Regions from separate parts of the Homo sapiens genome. Here region 1 is linked to region 2. The links are chromatin loops, found by intact Hi-C in ENCODE. Cell type or tissue: dorsolateral prefrontal cortex. All regions are shown on one strand. Links, peaks and the distances in the headings refer to the core of each region. The heading gives the core; the rest is flanking DNA. Region 1 overlaps LINC01053 (long intergenic non-protein coding RNA 1053). Region 2 overlaps MTMR6 (myotubularin related protein 6).

What was found. Hi-C counts contacts between places; a loop is a spot of excess contacts. Peaks named below come from ENCODE experiments on the same cell type or tissue, not always from the same donor. Only the 100,000 strongest peaks of a DNase experiment are listed, where the experiment ranks them.
Region 1: it touches region 2 in a loop (2.0-fold over the local background); 5 of 110 quality-filtered maps call a loop at or near these places.

The regions. Positions count from the first base shown.
Region 1 is chr13:25,189,320-25,200,901 of GRCh38, forward strand. LINC01053 (long intergenic non-protein coding RNA 1053) reads left to right here. Exons shown (of 3, transcript NR_120427.1): 3 at 1-1,338. Among named protein-coding and RNA genes, the nearest start is that of LINC01053, 14 kb to the left of the region's middle. In dorsolateral prefrontal cortex, for the core only: no CTCF peak of the experiment used is centred there; DNase peaks (open chromatin) are centred at 3,333 and 3,782; H3K4me3 peaks cover 927 bases; H3K27ac peaks cover 2,500 bases.
Region 2 is chr13:25,238,998-25,250,579 of GRCh38, forward strand. MTMR6 (myotubularin related protein 6) reads right to left here. Exons shown (of 14, transcript NM_004685.5): 14 at 7,225-10,495. The coding sequence ends at 10,235. Among named protein-coding and RNA genes, the nearest start is that of MTMR6, 43 kb to the right of the region's middle. In dorsolateral prefrontal cortex, for the core only: a CTCF peak has its summit at 10,354; a DNase peak (open chromatin) is centred at 10,334; H3K27ac peaks cover 2,382 bases.

The DNA of each region.
Region 1 (11,582 bases), core at 2,795-5,294, 56 kb before region 2:
TGGGGAAAACCAGACTGGAATAATTCTCTGAGCCTTCTCCTTACAGGCAGCAGTCAAAGCAATGGGAGTGAATGCAATTGATGAGAAAAAATAATGAAGAACCAGAGAGGAGGAAAGGAAAGGGGGTAAAGGAATCATCTTGTAGAAAACTCATAGCTAAGGGTCAAGAAGGAGAAGGTTAAGCAGGGGAGTGATCAAGAGGTTGGTTGATAGCTCTGCTCTGTAGACCTTTAATTTGTTTGGAACTTGGTGCCACCCTGCCATCGTAGCTGGCTTGCTAATGTTCCAAATAACCTCCAGCTTGCTTGTCTCTACTTTTCTGGACATTATGATGCCCAAGTAACAGAATACTGTTGCTGAGAAAGATCTTTTACAAAATCTCTGTTATACAATTAGAGCTTGTTCATTTTAGGTGTTTTTTTTTTTTTAAATCAGACCATAGTTCTGCATTATGAGTCTTTCAGATCTCTGTAAATAGCATTTGTCTTCCTGGCTGAGGATCTCAAAGACATTCAACAATATTTGAATCTTAGGCTGGAGGACATTTTCGTATTCTTCAGTCAGGAATAGCACACTTCCTTTCATGAATAGCAGCTTTTAGGGATTATATCATGAGGTACAAATAAAGAGGCCCTCACCTGGTAAATAATCCATCATGTATGCATTGTGTACAGAACACAATGACTCTTGACCTCAGCCTGGCTTCCTGTGTAGAAGAGTATGGTAGAACCTGAGCAGAGAGAGGGACGGAGAGAAAGAACCCCAGCTCAGATCATACGCATGATTCAGACTGCAAAGCAGGACTGCTTCATGGCATGTGGCATCAGTTGCACCAGGCCCATGCTGGGCTAATGCCCCACTGGTGAGTTTTGAAATTCTTAATACTTTTTGAACAAGAAGCCCTGAATTTTTATTTTCACTGGGCACTGCATATGATCTAGCCAGTCCTGCTGCAGAGCTTAACATATGTCTGAATAATAACAGAAGAGGTCAATGGGGTCTCTCTTGGAAATAATGTTTGAAGTGGCTGTATAGGTCCTGCAAGCTGGGACTGCAGGATGTGGTCCCACGGGCTTCCCCGACGATGGCTAACTGAGGCCAGCCTGGGAGGAGCAAGTGCTCTGCAGACCGTGGCGTTGGGAGCTTTACCTTTGAGGATAGTGTCTGGGCAACAGCTGCTCACCCTGCATGGCCAAAGAATTTAGCTGCAAAAATCTACTTTGGAACTCCCTAATTAAACTAATGAAGTCAGAGCATTTTAATCTGTTCTTGGTGCAGCCCTATGTCTAATCCCAGAATAAATAGATAATTGTGACTTTGTGGCATATGTGTGCTGAGAAAAAATAATGTGTGCTGGTTGTTTTTTGTTTTTCTTTTTCTTTTTCTTTTTTTTTTTTTTTGGTGATATGTAAGCCAGACAACATCTTTATATCCTTTTTTAAAAGCTTGGGAAAGGAACTGATTTTCCTTAGCCAAATGCAATGTTTAAAATGAAGCGAAATTGTAGTGCTTTTACAATCAATCACACTTGTATTTCACCATCCTTTACTGACTGCCATAAACAAGTCATGCCCAATAGTTCCTACACTTGAAAGATCCTATTTGATCCTCAAATTTTTCTTGCTTTAAAGAACACTCATGAATAATAAATGCTACCACACAGATGTCGCCTAAAGAGGCTGAGGTTGGGGAAGTGCAGAGCGAGTCTTGTCTCCCTCCTTTAGCCTCGCATTCTACAAATGAGGAAACTTCACTGGTTAGCCTTCAAACTATATCATGTTATTTCCCTGAGACACATACATCTTCATAATGTTGGAAAAGCCTATAAAATCCAAAAGCTAAAGGGTCATTCTGTTTAATCCTTCCATTTTTCTTCCCATCAAGAGTGTTCTTTGTTAAATATTTCTACCTCCTTTTCAAATAACTGAAATGAAGTCACTCTTACCCCCTTTGGAGTTTATTGATTTATTTACCAAATCTTTTACGTATTAATCCAACTATTAGGCTACTTTTTTTTTTTTTTGACGGAGTCTCGCTCTGTCGCCCAGCCTGGAGACTGCACTCAATCTCTGCTCACTGCAACCTCTGCCCCCCAGGTTCAAGCAATTCTCATGCCTCACCCTCCTGAGTAGCTGGGTTACAGGAATGCACCACCATACCCGGCAGTTTTTTGTGATTTTAGTAGAGATGGGGTTTCACCACGTTGGCCAGGCTGGTCTTGAACTCCTGACCTCAGGTGATCTGCTGGCCTTGGCCTCTCAAAGTGTTGGGATTACAGGCGTGAGCCACCACACCCAGCCCTCAGATTCTTTTATGCAGGAGAAATCTCTGTCCTACAGCCTCTCACTTTACCTCTAGCTCAGCTAAGTACTAAATGCAAGGTTTTCATTTCAGAGCGACCACTGAGAGTGCATGGACAGTCAGCACACTCCACCTCTACTAGCAGAAAGGAGTAACTTCTCAAGTGAATGGTGAACACCTATTTATCATGCCCAAGGCTGGCTGCTCCAGCCAGGGGACACAAAAATCAGCAAAATACAGACCCTACTTAAAGAGGACATATGGACATTTTACAAATTTTCTTGAGAGTAAATTTGTAATTTACAAATTTCCTTGATAAGATGTGACCAACCATCTCAATTTGCTGAAATGGAGGGATTTCCCAAGATATGGGACTTTCAGCTTCAAAATCAAGAAAGTTCTTGGCAAACCAGGAGGAGTTGGTTATTCTACTAATTAAAAAGTAAATAGCATTACTGTGTATGTGGAAAAGAAGATACAGTACACAGGGCCAGGCATGGTGGCTCACACCTGTAATATCGGTGCTTTGGGAGGCTGAGGCAGGAGGGTCACTTGAGTGAGACTCTGTCTGTAAACAAAGAAAGAAAGAAAATACAGCACACACAGCCCTGTTTGTGGGGCCTCTGTCTGAGCAAACACATGGCTTTTGTGGACCTTTCTGTGTGCACCCCACGAACATGGAGGCAGAATGAGTTACATGGTTCAGTAACATGCTCAAGATGCATACCTTGAGCTCTGAGTCCCTAAGACTCAGGTGAATAAGGTGAATAAGGACCAACTCAGGGAAAGGTAGGCTCTGCAGGAGACCTTCCAGAAGCCCTGTGGGTGGGGAGGAGAAGAGAGCTGCCCACATGAGAGACAGTGCTTTGGGAGGACCCCCCGGGAGCACCCTTTGACTCTTCTCCCTTCTCTCTCTTGCTGGACTCCCCACCACCATCCCGTAATACTTGACTCCCAAGCGTCACCCCACAACACTTGACTCCCCCAACAGCAGGCAGCGGGGGCCACGGCTCTGCTTGGACCCCACTCCAGCCTCCCCTGCCACTCTGGGCTCCTCCTGCTGGTGATCCCAGCAGCAATGTCCTCCCTATACGCTGCTGTCTCTTGCCCGGGCCATTGGATAAAGCTCAACAGGACAGACATGCCGGAGAAAGCAAATTTTATCCCAAGACAAACACTACAGTCTCTCTTCAGAGAAGCCTTTGAAGGTGGAAAACATTATGGTGGATGGAACTGGAGGTTTTCATGACCTGTGAAGAAATGCTGGGAAACTGGAAGAATAGAGAGACAAACAGCTCCTCTTTCCTTTTGTCTTTATTTTGATATTTGTTCTTGAACAGTCCCTTGTTTATTATCCTGTGGTGTGTATTCTGTCCCCATGATGATGCCTACCGCAGAGCCAAAATGTGAAATGAGACTCATTGTCCACCGCAGATGTGCTGCTGGAGGCTGGCGGGGCAGTGGTGAGGGAGGGAGACGTGTCAGCTGAGCCCGTGACAAAGAGATGCTCTGTGTGTTGTTTACCACGACCTTCACGAGAGTCCAGATGGGGAGCTGTACACTCAAGGTCTGAAATCCACAACAAGGGAGATTCTAGGCAGAGAAGAGGAGAACGCAGTTGAGCTTGGAGAGATGAACTGGGTTGGAGTTCAAAGAGAGACATAGTACTTCACCCTGGGCAGAGTCATTTGCTGAGCTGAGAACAAGTGCTTGTTCTTGGGCAGTTAACACATAACAATGTCTTCTGGAGACAACAGATGCTTGAATCTTATTACTACTTAAGCTGATTTAAGATTTATATTAGCTTGGTTTAAGTGTGTCACTAGAATAACATTTTTTACTTCCATATTAATTTTGAGGTTGAACTGGGAACAATTGCGAAAACAAGCATGAAATTAATTTCTTTATAATCTCTCAGTAGTCATATGACATCAATATCAGTAGAGCTCATATTGAAGAACTATTTGACTCAAAAACAATTGTATGTCAGGCACTACGTTAATCTTAGAGAATTAACATAGGGATCTCCTAGTAAAATAAGCACTCTATTTAATTTTATTCCTTATTTAGTTATCTGCATTCCTGACTCAGCTGAAAATTTCACAGGAATAGGGAACAAATCTGTCTGTATCCTTTATGCCTTGCACGGTGCCCAGCTAGCATATAGTAGCCACTCAATAAATACTTGTTCAATGTATGAATATATGAATGGACATAGTTCATATGAGGCATGATCTCTGCCTTTAAATTGTGCAATCTCATAAAGAAAACAAATATAATCTTTAAAAAATCCATACAAAACAGAGTGAATTAATTGACAAACATGTAACCACATTCATTCATTTATTCAGTCAACAAATACTTATAGCCAGGTGAGTTGGCTCACACCTGTAATCCCAGGACTTTGGGAGGCCAACATGGGCAGAGCGCTTGAGCTCAGGATTTCAAGACCAGCCTGGGAAACATGACAAAACCCCATCTCTACAAAAACATACAAAAATTGGCCAGGCATGATGATGCACGCCTGTAGTCCCAGCTACTCCACAGGCATATGAAAAGATACTCCACATCATATGTCATCAAGGAAATGCAAATTAAAACAATGGTGAGATGCCACTACATATTTATTAGAATGGCTAAAATCCAGAATACTGACAACACTAAATGCTGACAAGGATGTGGAGCAACAGGAACTCTCATTCATTGCTGTGGGAATGCAAAATGGTACAGCCAGGTTGGGAGACAATTGGACAGTTTCTTACAAAACTAAACATGTTCTTACCATGCAATCCAGCAATTGTAGCTCTTAGTATTTACCCAATGCATTAAAAGCAATACATTTATGTCCACACAAAAACTTGCACACAAATATTTATGGAAGCTCTATTCATAACTGCTAAAACTTGGAAGCAACCAAGGTGTCCTTCAGTAAGTGAATGGACAAGTAAATTGTGGTCCCTCCAGACAATGGAATATTATTCAGGATTAAAAAGAAATGAACTAAACTATCAAGCCATGAAAAAACATGGAGGAACCTTAAATGCATATTACTAAGTGAAAGAAGCCAACCTGAAAAAGCTGCATAATGTATGATTTCCAACTATATGATACTCTGGAACAGTCACAACTATGAAAAAATAAAAAAATGGGAGGAGGAAGGAATGAATAGGTAGAGCCCAGGATTGGTAAGACAGTGAAACTACTCTGTATGGTACTATAATGGTGGGTACATGTCACTGTACATTTGTCCAGCCCCATAGAATGTTCAATACCAAGGGTGAACTAATGTCAACTATGGACTCTAGGGGATAATGATGTGTCCTTGTAGGCTCATCGGTGGTAACAAATGTACCATTTTCTTGTGGGATGTTGATAGTAAGGGGAGGTTTGTGGGGGTGGGGTGGCAGGAGGTATATGGGAACTCTCTGTACCTTCAACTCAATTTTGCTGTGACCCTAAAGCTACTCTAAAAAAATAGTTTACTAAAAATGTATAGTGAGGAAAGGAAAAGATTAATAAGTCTGATTACATAAAAATTAATAATTTATATTCAGTAAATATTACCATAAATAAAATGAAATGAAAAGTATAACACTTTAAAATACGTTTACATTTTAAACATTTAAAAATAGAAACACATTAAAACATAATATGTTGAAATTATAATATTATAACATTTATTTTCACTGTTCCAAATGTAATCTCCCCAATCCCACAACATTTACTTCAACACAAACAACTTTTCCCCAAACCATCAACATCAACTGGTCTTCATGTCCACATAGAGAGGGCTGCTAAGAAACTCAGCAGGATTCAGATCTCATTCATGTTGTTCTCTGGATCCTGAAGGAAGAGCACCTCTCCCCTCTGGTAGCCCGAGCATCCGTTGGTTTTCCTGTCCTGGCTGGAAGGGCCTGTTACAAAGTGCTTCCTTTGGTTATGGCATTAGTGAGCTTTCTGGGCATTTTTTCGTTTTTGATTCAGGGCAGGTATTGCTTCTCACTGTAGGCAGCTAATAACTTCACTTGTTTCCCATCTGCCTTCATCACTCTGAGTTTAACCTCTTACTGATGGGAAGAAAGTAGCCAGTCAGGAAGCCCAGGCTGCCCATGAGGAGGGTGCATCACTGGCTGTGGTTTCATGTGGCTCTGACAATAACCAGACCTGGGTTTACTTTCCTCTTGTTTTTGTTTGTTTGTTTGTTTTTAAGATGGAATATTGCTCTCTCTCCCAGGCTGGAGTGCAGTGGTGTGATCTCTGCAGATCACCACAACCTCCGCCTCCCAGGTTCAAGTGATTCTCCTAAATCAGCCTCCTGAGTAGCTGGGATTACAGGCGTGCGCCACCACACCCAGCTAATTTTTGTATTTTTAGTAGAGACGGGGTTTTGCCATGTTGGCCAGGCTGGTCTTGAACTCCTGACCTCAGGTGATCCACCTCGGCCTCCCAAAGTGCTGGGATTACAGGCGTGAGCCACCATGCCTTGCCCTGAGTTCTCTACACCTGGGCTCCAGGTTGCTAAAGTCATCAACTAGGAGCATGAAGTTCAATCAGAACACCTTTGTTTTCATCCTTTCCTAGTTCATCAAAACTTCCTGCTACCACTACTCGGAGGCCCCGAAGATCGAGGGGCTGGGCTCTTATTTCAGATGTTCTTCCAGGTTTCTACCAACGCCATTCCTCCAGGTTTCCACCAACACCATTCCTTCTGCATGTCCCCCGCATGGTAAACTGTCCTCCATCAGAGCTCTGAGAGCCACAACTCCAGGGGTGCCTTCCAAGCCCCAAGTCAGAAAAGTTATGGCCCAAAGTCTGCAGCCAGCTATGACAAAGATGTGATTCTCTCCAGCACCCAGAAACTTTTGTGCCACCAAATTGCTCTGTTTCTCTAATCGTTAGACTCTTTTGCATTCTTTGCACAGTTCCCATCAAAGTAAGTGATGAGTGGGTTACTTCTTTGTATCAAATCTTGGTTTTCCTTTGTCTTCTGAGAGCAGAATGTTTTCCTGGATAAATTGTTTTCATCTTGCCACTCTGTGTATGTGTTTCAGTGACCTATTGCTGAATAACAAATCACCGTGAAACAGTGACTCAAAATAACACTTCATGATTTCCCATGGTTCTGTGACCTGCATGGGTGGCTCTTCCTGGGTGTCCCCATGCATTGCTCACACCAATGTGTCTGTCTTGGGCCTGGGCTGGCCAGAAGGACCATGAAGGTGTCTCGCACATCTGAGGGCTGGGTGCTGGCTGTACACTGAAGATCGTGGGTTCGCTCCCCACTCCAGGTCCCACTGTCCCCGTGTAGTGTCTCATCCTCCAGAGTCCCCCATGTCGCTGCTGTCTCCAGGAGAACAGTTTGGGTTTCCTTACACCATGGCGGCTGGGTAACACGAGCACGAACGTGAAGCTTCCAGGCTTTCCCAAGAACTGGCACAGTGATTCTGCATTCTATCAGCCAAGTGAGTCACGAGGCCAGTGCAGATTCAAGGGGAGGGGAAGTCGCCTGTACCTCTCAGTGATAGAAGTGGCAAAGAATCCTTAATCCACCACAGTGTGCCACAGTTCTGCCCTCAAACTCATTCACCCAAGGCGAAGTGTAAACAAAATGATCGCCTTTCTGGTGTCATGCGCTTCTTCACCAGATGTTCCTCGTGTCTCCTCAAGTGCTTGCGTTCAGGCTGGGGGCAGCTTTCAGGAGCCCTGAGTGAAGTTCACCAAACAGACCTTTGCAGAGCCCAACACAGAAGCATGTTATTTAGCAGTGAACAAACACCTCGACTTCTTCCTGCCTCCACTGCTTCTTCAGGTGACTGGCAATTCCACCTGACTTAGGCACCAGGTTTGTTTCCAGCTCAGAATGCCTTTGAGTCAGAGAAGCACTGCTGCGGTGTTTGTCACCCGTGTTCCAGCTGCTTCAGTAGACCTGTGCGATGGAGATCAACTCTGGTGGCTGCCTCCTCTCATGCTGAGGAAGGCCTTGGGATGGTGCATTTTACGTGTCAAGGTGGCCAGGCCACCAGATATTTAGTCAAACACCAGTTTTGATGTTGCTATGAAGGCATTTTTAGATGTGATTTACAGTTAATCAGTAGACTTGAGTAAAACAGATGCCCCTCCCTAATGGGGTTGGGCCTCATTCAGTGTGTTAAAGGAGTAAAAAATGGAGGCCTCCTGAAGAAGAGGGAATGCTGCCTCCAGACTGCCCCTGGACTTGAGCTACATCAACTCTTGCCTGGGTCTCCTGCCCCATGAAATTTGGACTTCCCAACCCCCACAATCACGTGAGCCAATTTCTTTTTATGTGGGTGGGGATGGGGGTTGTGGAAAAGGGTCTTGCTCTGTCTCCCAAGCTGGAATGCAGTGGCGCAATCTCAGCTGGAATGCAGTGGCACAATCACAGCTCACTGCAGCCTCGACCTCCCAGGTTCAAGCAACAATTCTCCCTCCTCAGCCTCCTGAGTAGCTGGGACTACAGACGTGTGCCACAACACCCAGCGAAGTTTTGTATTTTTTTCATAGAGACAGGGTTTTGTCATGTTTCCCAGGCTGGTCTCAAACTCCTGGGCTCAAGCAATCCACCTGCCTCAGCCTCTTGAAGTGCTGGAATTACAAGCATGAGCCACTGCACTCAGCCCAATTTCTTAAAATATATCCCTCTCTCTATTTACACCCATCCTGTCAGTGTAGGGTGCTTCAGATATGTGTGGCTCTGTTTCTCTGGAGAACCCTAATTACTGCGGGCCTTGCAGTGCCCTCCAGGTGGGAGAACTGGGTGGGTGGGAGGCTCACGGAGCTGAAGTTGGAGACATGGCCCCAAGTGGTCCTCCCTAAGCTCCACCAGAGGCAGGAGTAAAAACAGACCTGGCAAGGAACAGCACCGATGTAGAGAAAGGTCCAATGCACATCCTGAGTGAGGGGCTGAGGGAGCTGGAGGGACAGAGGGCCTGGACCCTGCTGAGGTCCTGCCCTAAGCATGCACCCTCTGCCTCCCATCCAATGTGCTCAGAGGATCTGTTCAGCAGAGAAAAATTGTGTGAGTAGAGAGAGCATAGTTTGTTTGGCATCTAGGCTCTTTTTTTATTAATAATATTTATTCACCACGAAGTGCCAGGCGTTCTGAAAGACTACCATGTATCAGTGAGCTTCTGCTGCAGTAGTGATTCATAACCAACAACCCCAAATCTCAGTGGGCAGGAACCAAAAACAGTTCTCCCTCACAGACACACGCCTTCCCTCACGGCCATGCTCCTTTCTATTTCATTCTCTACATGGAAATATTCCTGGCGCTCATAACTACTTTGCATACCTGATGTGCTCTCCTAGGAAAGGCTGGGAATTTGGCTTCATCTTGTCATCTGAAGCCCTGTGTCTCCTCAGTTGTAGGTCACTTGACCAGCTATGTTCAGCAGCAGCACATGAAGAAGTGGGTAAAATCACCACCAAACCTCTGAGTGAGGCCAGACACGTGCCGTTTCTCCCTTTTCTTTCATTGCCGGGTGCAATCATGTGTTCAGTATTCCAAAGAGTTGGCTGCTAACTCACACATTTTCAGGGCAATAGTAGCAGTTCCTATGCTGGGTTCATATGTGATTACTGCAATTACTATTAATAATAGCCCACACATCATCAGAATGCTTGACGTGCTCTCAGTATGACCCCCAGCCTGCAGTGTGGGGTATGCTGCTTCAGAGCAGTGTTTGTGCCCATGCATGTGTATCTACACATCCGCACATGTGCACAGTGAACCCTTGTTCAGCTGTGAGATGGCTTGTGCCAGTCCCCATCTGGCCATCCTTTTTGAACCCTCCATCCTCTGGGTAATTTCTGGTACCCAGGCATTCCCTGGTGTTCTGGCAGGGTGGGTCTCTGCTCTGGGCTTCAAAGATGACAACTATCACGACTACCACCGCTGGGTGAATATGTATTAGACGAAGATCCTTACACATGAACTCTCTTACTTCATTCTCATCATAGTCCACTGAGGTAGGTGTTGCTATTCCCATTTACAAATGAGAAAACCTGAGGCTAGAAATGGTGATTCACTTGCCCAGAGCTAGACGTGAGTTAGGGCAGGTCCCAAGACTTTCATCAGCCTCAGAAAACAGAAGTCTTTCCATTCACTTTAGTACAGTCTCATTTCTGTAATTAAAAATGTCCAATTTCATGTTATAGTTGAATCTCCAACTTAATTTAAAGGGAAATGCTTCTCCAGACAGATTTGGTCTGTAAGTACCAATTTCCACTAAAAGAAACCAGGGCTCCTTGGAGAAATGGTTGGTGTCAGAGTTGGAGCAGAAAATGTACAAGATGAGCCTAAGATTTCTTGATCCTGAAGGCAAGGACATAATTAGACCACATCTTCAAAACAACACAGGACCCAACCTGAAGGTGCATCAGCTCACCAAAGAGGAAAATCTGACCACCATAAAAAGAAAGATGGTGGCAATCAAATATAGGAAAAACTCATGGGCTTATAGTAACACTAAATCAATCAAACAAACAAAAATACCAAACTTATCAGCTCCCTTTGGAGGCTGCTATGGCACCTACACATTATTCTGAAAATCGGTCTATAACGTAGAAGAATCCAGCATTATTCTGCTGTTTTGTTTGTTTGTTTGTTTGTTTGTTTGTTTTTGAGACAGTCTCGCTCTGTCGCCCAGGCTGGAGTGCAGTGGCACCATCTCGGCTCACTGCAACCTCTGCCTCCCGGGTTCAAGTGATTCTCCTGCCTCAGGCTCCTGAGCAGGTGGAACTACAGGCGCCTGCCACCACACCTGGCTGATTTTTGTAGTTTTAGTAAAGATGGGGTTTCAACATATTGGCCAGGCTGGTCTGGAACTCCTGACCTCAAGTGATCTGCCTGCCTCAGCCTCCCAAAGTGCTGGGATTCCATGTATGAACCACCACGCCCGGCCCTATTCTGCTTTTCATATACAGACTGCATTTCAGAGTAACCAAACAGTCAACAGGGGAAAATTGTGCTTAATAGAAGAACCCACCTAATTGATAGCAAAGTAATTACATTGTTAGAAAATCACAGTTTTGCAACCCCCAAAAGAAATAGTGGAGCTTCGCGGCAATCATTAGTGGCTGCTAAAATCCATCAGGAGAAAAGCGAGGTGCTAAGAGGCCTATCCCATGAATGAAAGGCAAGGGTCCTGTTCAGACCCTGATTTGAAGAAACCTGCTGAAAAATTCATTTCTGAGTCCAGCAGGGAAATTGAACATGGACTGCCTATTAGATATTAGATATTACAGGAATAGTATTAGTTCGG
Region 2 (11,582 bases), core at 8,816-11,315:
AGACATACAGACCAATGGAATAACATAAAGAGCTCAGAAATAAACCTTCACATATGTGGTCAACTGAGTTTCAACAAAGGTGCCAAGACCATTCAGTGGAGGAAAGGATGGTATTTTCAATAAATGTCACCAGGAAAACTGGCTCTCTATATGCAAAAGAATAAAGTTTGACCCTTACCTAACACTGTATACAAAAATTAACTCAAAGTGAATCAAAGACCTAAATGTAAGACATAAAAATATAAAATTCTTAGAATATAGGGCAAAAGCTCTGCAAAGTTGGATTTGGTAGTTATTTCTTGAAATGACACCAAAATCACATGCAACAAAAGAAAAAATAGGACTTTATCAAGAGTAAAAACTTCTGTGCATCAAGTGACACTGTAAATAGAATGAAAAAACAACCCACAGACTGGGAGAAAATATTTGTGAGTCATATATCTAAAGGGATTAATATCCAGAATATATAAAGTATTTCTATAACTCAACAAAAAGCCCAATTAAAAAATGAACAAAGGACTTGAGTAGACATTTCTCTAAAGAAGATATATACAGGCCGGGCATGGTGGCTCACGCCTGTAATCCCAACATTTTGGGAGGCTGAGGCAGATGGATCACCTGAGGTCAGGAGTTCAGGACGTGCCTGGCCAACATGGTGAAACCCTGTCTCTACTAAAAATACAAACATTAGCCAGGCATGGTGGTGTACATCTGTAATCCCAGCTACTCAGGAGGCTGAGGCAGGAGAATCACCTGAACCCAGGAGGTGGAGGTTGCAGTGATCCGAGATCGCATTGCTGCACTCCAGCCTGGGCAACAAGAGCAAGACTCCATCTCAAAAGAAAAAAACAAAGAAGATATATACAAATGGCCAATAAGCACATGAAAGGATGCTCAATGTCACTAATCATTACAGAAATGCAAATAACAATCACAATGAGATACCACTTCATACCCTAATAATCATTAGGATGGTTGTCATAAAAATAAAGTGGAAAATAACAAGTGTTGGCAAGGATGTGAGAAACTGGAACCCTTTGGCATTGTTGGTAAGAATGTAAAACAGCCGCTATGGAAAAGTTTGTTCTTCAAAAAATTAAACATAGAATTATCATAGAATCTAGTAATTCACTTCTGAGTATATATCAAAAATAATTAAAATTCTTATTCAGTTCTTGTTGAGACTTGAAGACTTATACACCAATGTCCACACCGGCATTATTCACAATGGCTAAAAAGTAGAAATAATCCAAGTGTCCATTAACTGATGACAGGATAAACAAAACATGGTCTATACATAGAGTGGAATATTATTCAGCCAGAAAAAATGTATGAAATTTGGATACATGCTAATCCATGGATAAATCCTGAAAACATGCTAAGTGAAACACACCAGACAGAAATGGACATATACTGTATTCTACTTATATGAAGCAACTAGAATAGTCAAATTCATAGAGACAGACAGTGGAATGATGGTACCAGGGGCTGGATTGAGGGTGGGGTGATGAGGAATTACTGTTTCATGGGTACACAGTTTTTGTTTGGGATGATGAAAAGTGGATGAGGTAATAGTTGCACAACATCGTGAATGTACTTAATGCCACTGAATTATACATTTAAAAATTGTTAAAATGTTAAGTTGGTGTTACGTATATTTTACCACAATAGTAATGAACAAAAGAATACTTGAGGGGATTGGGTTCCCACAGGATAAATGGCAGCTACCCAAATTAGAATTTCCACATCCACCAAAACAACCATACAGATCAACAGGGAGGACAAACTAAATTGCCCTGGCATACACTTGCAACATTATTAAGAGTCAGAGAATTTTATAAATTTCAATTTAAATATGACTGCAGAAATAAAGGCCTGAGACCAGTAGATCCACCGTCTATACCAGAGTGGACAATCAGGTAAAGAATGCATAGAAGAGAGTTCAATGAGGTTTTGCTGGTGATGGATCAGTAAATGTCAACTAGAGCTCATTCCCAGAAGGAAAGGATCCCTCTCTCAGTAAAAACATTGACACCATGTCTGAAAACTGAGGAGTCAAAGGAAGGGGCAGTCTTGAGAAAACATTAGTTCTAAAAGGATATCTTTGAAAAGAATATCTTGGAAGGGTAGAGGTAATGGAAGAGAAGAAAACAGCTAAAGATAAACATCCTCCTGAGACAAGATGATATAAACAAGTTGAGACAGACAACAAAGGCACCCTTTATTAAGGACACTGTACTTCACTATAGCAATGAAAGAGGAAGCTCTTGAACTAAGAAAACTGTTAAGACATGCAAACTCTTCCATTCTTCTACATAGGATTGTCTGTTATCACTGGTCCAGGCAAATCCAACACAAATACTCATGAACAGAAAATGAAAAACGAACAAGCATTCATGTGAAGTTATTAATTAAAAAAATTATACATAAAACTTTTCAATAGATGAAACCCAAAAGAGAAAGATTACAGGCACAGGCAAATGGTAACAAAACTAAAAGACGGATTAAAATAGAAGTAAAAATGCAAGTACTGATATGATAAACCACCACTTATCATAAATACAAAAACTCAAATAAAAATGGAGGAAAAAAGTGAAACAAGAACTACTGAACTTAAATAAGCTAAAGCAAAAGGAAAATATTTCAGAAATAAAAATTAAATGTTGTTTGCAAAGGGAAATATGAATAACTGGACATACAATAAAAAACATAAAGGAAAGAAATTAAAAGTGCCAAAAAATTAAATAGAAATTAACAAAAGATGGTAACAGGATCAGAAAGCAATACGTATAGAAGATAAACAAGATCTAATATGCATACAATTTGAGTTCCTAAAAAAGGAAAGAAAAACAATGTTTAAAACTCATTCAAGAAAACTGCCTAAATACAAGCAGACTTGAATCTACATGATAGTATACCTGGAAAACTGACTTAGAGGAGTCAAGACATAATCTTGCAAAACTATTGACTTTAAAAAGAAAAAAAAAAACCCACTGGACTTTAAGGCAAAAAACCAAGTCACTTACAAGGGAAAGAAATCAGGTTGGCTTCAGACTTCTTGACAATATACAAAACAAGAAAATAATGGAACAACGTTTTCAGGAAAACCTAAGAAAGAAGTGTGACCATGGTCATATGAAAATGGCTTTGTTCTTACAGGACACACACTTTAAATATTTAAGGAACATAGGGCATCATATCATAGCATCTTACTCTCAGAGGGATTCAGGAAAAAATGTCCCTTCTGTACTTGCCAATTTTTCAGTGAGGCTGGATTGTTTCAAAATAAAAAGAATAGCAAAGAAAACCCTGAGAAAGAAGAGTGATGAGGCAGAGCTAGCTCTACCATGTAGCCTAGATAAATACAACTGGATGGGTTTGGCACATCAATACAGATACACATGCTACAGAACAGGATCAAGAACTACATAAAAGTGACATCTGAAATCACTGACAAGATGAACTTACTAATAAATGATTCAAACAACCAGGTAGCCATTTGGGAAACAGATAAATTTGGATCCATACATCTTTCTATATATCAGAATGAATTCCAAATGGATCAATCAAATGTAAAGACATAGAACCCTTTAAATATTGAGAACATGAGTGAATCCTTTATAACCTAGTATTAGAGCAGTCTAATTACGATTCAAAACAAGAAGTAATATAAGACTAATACAATTCTACCTCCTAAATGTCAAACTCTTCTACAAGGCAAAAAACATAAGCAGCAAATGACAAACTGGGAGATTATTATTTGCAGGTCTGTTTTCCGATATCTCAGGCTCACCTTGTACTCTCCCTTCAGTTTTGGAATCAACCATTTGTCCAAGAAAACTTTTGTTCCTTTGCACATTATATCACAAAATATAAAAAGCTCTTAATAACTACCTATTTTTTTAGAAAAAAATAGGCAAAAGACACGAATAATTCACAGAAAAAGTGCAAATGATCTTAACTACATGAAAAAAATGAGAAAAAAAAATTGATGCCTTATCCATCGATGCTATCTTTACCATGCTCAAAACTTACAGACTATAATCCTATGTAGAAGAATGAAGAGTATGCATGTCTTAGCAGTTTTCTTAGTTCAAGAGTTTCCTCTTTCGTTGCTATAATTAAGTGCAGTATCTTTAATAAAGGGTGCCTTTGTTGTCTGTCTCCTGACTTGTTTATATTGGCTTGTCTCAGGAGGGTGTTTACTTACATATGGTGGCTCATGCCTGTTATCCCAGTACTTTGGGAGGCTGAGGAAGGCAGATCACTTAAGGTCAGGAGTTCAAGACCAGCCTGGCCAACATGGTGAGATGAGACCTCATCTCTACAAAAAATACAAAAATCGCTGGGCATGCTGGCGTGTCCCTGTGGTCCCAGCTACTCAGGAGGCTGAGACATGAATCGCTTGAAACCTGGAGGTGGGGATTGCAGTGAGCTGAGATTGTGCCACTGCACTCCAGCCTGGGCAACAGAGTGAGACTCTATCTCTAAGTAAATAAATAAATAAGAATTCCCCACTTTGGGAGGCCGAGGCAGGCGGATCACTTGAGATTAGGAGTTCAAGACCAGCCTAATCAACACGGTGAAATCCCGTCTCTACTAAAAATATAAAAAATTAGCCAGGCGTGGTGGCAGGCGCCTGTAATCCCAGCTACTTGGGAGGATGAGGCAGGAGAATCACTTGAACCAGGGAGGCGGAGGTTGCAGTGAGCCGAGATGGCACCACTGCACTCCAGCCTGGGTGATCCAGCGAGACTTGTCTCAAAAAATAAAAATAAAAATAAAAAATTCTTTCATCTTTACTCCATTCCCTGAGCTACTTCTACTCTGGCTGACCTGTTTAAAACATCCTCAACAAAAATACCCTCTTCTCAGCCAGTCATTTTCTTCCTCATATTTACAACCAGATCTGTCTTTGGAGAAACATTTCACCTTGAATGTTTGTACTCACTGGACCCTGCTGTTTCCGGAGGTTGTTCCTTCTGGTGGGTTCCTGGTCTTGCTGACTTCATGAAGGAAGTCACCTTCGCAATGAGTGTTACAGCTCTTAAAGGTGGCAGGAACCCAAAGAGTGAGCAGCAGCCAGATTTATTGTGAAGAGCAAAAGAACAAACCTTCCACAACGTTGAAGGGAACCCGAGTGGGTTACTGCTACTGGCTGGGAGGGTTTGGGGTGCGGGGTGATCAGCTTTTAATCCCTAATTTGTCTGCGCCCATGTCCTGCTGACTGGCCCATTTTACAGAGTGCTGATTGGTCCATTTTACAGAGTGCTGATTGGCCCATTTTACAGAGTTCTGATTGGTGCATTTTACAAACCTCTAGCTAGCCACAGAGTGCTGATTGGTGCGTTTTTACACAGCACTGATAGGTGCATTTTACAAACCTCTAGCTAGCTACAGAGTGCTAATTGGTGCGTTTTACGATCCTCTTGAGACACAAAAGTTCTCCAAGTCCCCACTTGACCCAGAAGTCCAGCTGGCCTCACCTCTCACTGCTTTCCAGTGTATGTGTACTCACTGGACCCAGCACTTCTTTTAAAAATGCCAGCAAGGCCGGGCGTGGTGGCTCACACCTGTAATCCCAGCATGTTGGGAGGCTGAGGTGGGGGGTCACGAGGTCAGGAGATTGAGACCATCCTGGCCAACATGATGGTGAAACCCCGTCTCTACTAAAATACAAAAAATTAGCCAGGCATGGTGGCACGTGCCTGTAGTCCCAGCTACTCAGGAGGCTGAGGCAGGGGAATTACTTGAACCCGGGAGGCGGAGGTTGCAGTGAGCCGAGATTGCGCCACTGCACTTCAGCCTGGCAACACAGCAAGACTCTGTCTCAAACAAACAAACAAACAAATGCAGGCAAATAAGTGTAAAAAGTTAAAACAAAATTAGAGAATCAGCATTTTGTAACACCAAAGAAATAACTGATTTGGGCAAGTATAATTAATGGATAGGTTGTTAAGGAAAGGGATATTCAATTTGATGCCAAAATATCACCCCATAGAGCATTTGCTGAGTTCAAAGGGAAAAAATGTATCTTTACAATGAAAAGATAACCAAGTGATTAAATTTAGCGTCACTAACAATGGAACCACCTGGCATTATATCCTCCCGCAGTAATTCAATATTAAGTACACAGCATCTTTCCTGAAATGCTAACTCTGAATTTCATCTAGTACCTACTTGACAGCAGGTACAGTAGACAGAGGAACAAGTTAAATTACACCACGAAGAAACAATCAGACAAAAGCAGAAAGTGGGAAAACTACAACTGGTCTGGTGCAAAAGGTCAATGCAGAGGGGAAGAGGTGACCGGCTGTTCAACACAGAGACTGATGAGCTACAACCAAATGCAATGCACAAACCTCAGCTGGCTACTGACGCAAAATAGCAGGACAAAGGCCATTTGGGAACTAATGGAAAAACAGAAATTTGTACAAATGGTTTCATCCCTCAGGAGGGGCACGCTTACACCACAGTAACAAAGAGCCCAAATTCTCAGTGGCTTAAAACAAAGGTTTATTTCTCACTCCCACTTGTATCACAATGTTTCAGAAGTGTGATGCTCCCTAGCCTGTTGCTCTTTATACAAGAGTAATTCTGAGGTGGGGCGTGGTGGCTCACGCCTGTAATCCCAGCACTTTGGGAGGCCAAAGCCAGTGGATCACCTGAGGTCAGGAGTTTGAGACCACCCTGACTAACATGGAGAAACCCCGTCTCTACTAAAACAACAAAATTAGCCCGGTGTGGTGGTGCATGCCTGTTATCCCAGCTACTCCGGAGGCTGAGGCAGGAGAATCACTTGAACCCAGAGGCGGAGGTTGTGGTGAGACAAGATTGTGCCACTTTAACTCTGTCCTGGGAAACAAGAGTGAAACTCCGTCTCAAAAAAAAAAAAAAAAAAAAAAAAAAAAGAATAATTCGGCATCCCTTTAAGAACAAACAAGATGTTTACTGACCATGATGGGTGGTTTACAGCAGTGTTTCTCAAAGTATGATTCCCCAACCATTTGCATCACAATATCCAAAATATTGCTAAGTGCAAACAATTTATTGGTATGCAAATGATTTTAACTCCAGAGTCCCAACCCCTAACTACTGAATCAGAAACTGAACACCAGGGCTATAGAGTCTACTACTAGCTTCTGAAAGTTCCTTTCAGTTATGCAGGCCACTATTTTATAAAAGTTGCCATTTAAATGGATATTTTACTTTCCTAGAAATAACTAGAGTAGCACAAATACTGTTTATTAAAATGTCAAGGTTTCATGTTTACATTTTCTTATATCAAGTACAATGGTATATATACTTTTTTTTGAGATAATTATTCTAGATTCCAGGCTTTCTTCTAGATGTAAGTTCCTAAAGCTTATAGTTTACATTGATATCTAGACATATATCTTAAACAGTCTCCAAATTTTCTTTAATTAATCAAAGTATGTTAATGTCACTTGGAATTCTACATGGAAAAGCCAACAAAATAACTAAAACTTGACTAATGAAGATCAGCGTCACTAATAAAAGTCTGCAACTGTAGTATTAGGTTGGTGCAAAAGTAATTGCGGTTTTTGTCATCACTTTCAATGGCAAAAGCCCCAATTACTTTTGCAGCAACTATATAGTTTTATAAATGATCAGCATTTAATCCAACTTAGCATGTCAACTGGAAATTTTTCAATATTTTAAAGCTGACCTTCTGCAAAAAATGTTTCAAAACAGGCTTGACTGACACCACCTCCCTGCTCTGCTACCCGACCAAATAAATTGAATTTGTTTTAAAAGAGTTCCCTTCATCTTTACTCAAGATTCCCTGAGCTACTTCTAGCCTAGCTGACCTTTTCAAAACACCCTCAATAAAATTATCCTCTTGTCAGCCAGTTATTTTCTTCCTCATATTTACATCCAGATCTGCCTTTGGAGAGACATTTCACCTCGAATGTTTGTACTCAATGGACCCTGCCTTCCATCAAGTTGGCAAGGGCACAAAAAAATAGTGATTGTAATATAAGCAAGTGACAGGAACAAAATGAAAACTTAATGACATTATTACCTACATCTGATGGGCCTTTTAGCCCACTATACCTATTTTAAATATTCTGGAAATTATTTTTGTATGAAACAGGTATTATTTATCAACAAACTTTTGGAAAATAAACTCCTCAAACCTTATGCTGTTATGTTAATGTAATGGGCAAGTCTACTTGCCTAGGTGAGAAGAAAAAAAAAACAACTACAACTTGATTCCATTTGTTTTATCCAGAAGAAAAACATTCAAAGTAAAATGTGAACATTTAATTACCTTTAAATCATATATGAAGTAATTTACATGCTATACACTTCCAAACACACTGAACATAAATTCAACTTTATAAGACATATACACAGTCTGCTTTTGCCAACATATACCCTGTAGGTCACTTAAGATGTAACTGATTTCTCAGTCCACCTGTGAGCATATAAACACACAAATATATGTCTGAAGTTGAAGATTAAGATAATAAACCAGAGTTGAATACAAGAAGTCAGCCACAGAAGATTCTAAAACCACAATCAGTGACTGGAACACCAAGGCACAAAAACTTCCCTTTGTAGTCACAGAGATTAAGTTTCCATTCCCAGTGCTTAAATATGGAAGCAGGATTGGTTAATCACATACTATATTTTATAGTGCATTTCTGTTGCTGTTTAAAAAGGAATATTTTTTAAATTACATAATGTATTACAGAAAAGCATTGGAAAAATAAACAGGATAAGATAAGCTCTCATACAATAAAGTTTTTTTTGGTCTGAAAAAGATGTTTATATTCAAAACTAATATAATAGAGGTGTAACAGAAAGTAGCATGAGGAACACTATGCAAATTGCCTAATACTCGAATTGTACTTCATGCCACCATGTTATTTAAATTTTCAATTTTAAAGCCAGTTGGGTGATATTGCTAATTCCAAGTGATAGTTTTGGGGTTTTTATGTTTTGTTTCTTGTTTTTTGGTAATTTAAAGATATGTACTAGTACACAGAATAAACAGTAAATATAACATGGCAAAATGAAATCTTTCCCAGAGTTTATGTTGCTTTTGTTAAACAGTAACTTTGTACTAGAATCTCTTTTTTTTTCTATATTTAACAAGAAGAAAAATAATGCTCCACATAGAAATGACTTCAAAATTCATGCAACCATGCACAACCTAAACTATCTGTACTTCCCTTTTTTATTTACCCAAAAGTTTTTGAGTAAACTGAAAGTTAGATACTCCAGGAACAGCAACTCATTGAGCAATAAGGCAGTTTAAAAATATACATATACATGTACTATTCATTGTTTCTCAGAACAGTTTTAGAGCTTTAGCTCTTTAAACTTACACAGTTGTGAAAGAAATAAAGCCAACCACAAAATAAGAATCAATGGAATGCAGTAATCCATATATAAAAGACAGTCAAATGTGCTTATACGTATTCAAGAAATCAATATTCTAAGCTGTAAATAATAAATTATCAAATGTAGCACTAAACAAATTATGATCAGAATAAACCTTCAGTTTCATTAATTTTGAATACAAAAGTGGGGCAGGCTAAACGTGAACAGTGTACTTCTACAAGTGTTTATATAGAAGTATTGTAGCATGCACCCCCAGCAGTAATGAGAGCACAATTCTTTACAAACAAAACAAGGCTGACCAGAAGAAAAACAAAACAAAAAATCTTGTTGTAGGCTGTAAAACTTAAGGGTAAAGAATCCACTGGGAATTTAAGGCTTTCTTAGAAATATTTTTCATGGCACTTTAACATTAAATATCACTAAAAGGCAAAATATGTAAATATTCATAGTTACAAAGCTACATAATTGAAAGTACATGCCATATCATTTATTAAGAAACTATGTTGTCAAATTTTGTTTTCTTGAAGTTAAATTGTACTTAAGGAAGGTTATTTATGTTTGGCTGAATTAACATAAATCATAAACGTCAATTCACTAGTGTACAGTGCAAATTGTGTTTTGAGTAAATACATCAAATACCACTCATTTCTTACAGAACTGAATGTCATTCCTTGCTGGAAATGCAATTAAAATGACTTATTTCTCTCACAAGGGTAGTTATTATCCTTCCTTCAACTATTAGCCTACTGTTAAACCCTAAAATTGTTATTAGACAAATTCCTTTTGGTTATGCTTACAGACCATCCTCACAATAATCCTTTTCTTGTACTGCAATCATTGCAGAAAAAACTCTATGAGTCTAACAAGTCATTCTTGCCACACCATACTCTAAGCTGACCACAGCAGGTTCTGATTTAGAAAACTCTTCTGCATATTCACTATAACGATTATCTGCCGGGCTGCTGCCCTCTATAGTTCGAAGAGCATCATTTACGGGTAGCAGAGTCTGCTCTTTAAAACACAGGGAAGTTTTGAGGTTAGGTGATTCAGGATGAACTGAATGTAACAATTCCTTGGTGAGGATGCCATCTGTTTGCTTATTTTTGCGTTGTTTAATTTTCTAGAACAAACACAAATTTGAAAAAATTACTAATTGCATAAGCCACAATATGTTACATGAAAAAAGAAAACATGCTTTTGCAAAATATGTTCTCTGTATGTATAATGCAAAACTAAATCTCAAAAAAGTAGAAACATTTAATGCATATGACATGGTTGAAAATCCTAATTGTGTACAATTTTTTGCTGTGGAAAATTGTTAGTTTTTATATTTATTAAACAAACAATCCAGCAAGACTTGACTGCAGGCGATCACTAGGCTTCCACACTTAAAATGGACATATATTACCTAGAAAGCATAACAGGTAAACATTTATAATAAAAGAAATGTGTATGAAACATTCACCCTGAAAACACAACAAACAAACTTGTGTAGCTAAAGGGCTCACTGACTATATAGAGTTTTTCTTACATGGTTTTCCTACAGTGGTTTGTTAGGTAAAAATAACAGACTTTAAACACAACAGAACTTTACTTTTTTAACAGAAGATTTTTAAAGTGTCCTGTGGCAGAGTATCATGCTCTCCAAATTCTTGGACTGTCCCGATAATCTTGTATTACCTATTATCCTGGACTTGCCTCTCTTGACCATATCCTTCTACAATTTACTCAAGCAGTCATTACCTCTTTATCTAAAAGATGACTAAGGGAGACTCCTGCCTGAGAGGTAGATGAGACAGTCTTACTGTTATAACTGTCTAGGATTTAAAAAATATATATATACTTACTGATCCTTTTTGCTTATATAGGATGGCAGAAAAAAGATTATAGGAAAGTCTTAGGGTAGAGAGGGATTTGTTAAACAAGACACACACAGAAAGCATAAAACATTGAGCAATTTGACATGAAAATTCAAAACATCTATATATAGCATACCATAAATAAAGTGGAAAAGACAATAGGCTGGACAAAACCATTTGTAATATATATAACTAACAAAGAATTAGTGCCTGGCATATAAACAACTCTTACAAATCACTAAGAAAAAGGCAAATATGCCAACAGAAAAATGAGCAAAGGTTTGAACAGTCCATTCACAGAAAAGGAAAACCAAATGGCCAACAAATATGGAAAGTCATTTAACTTCA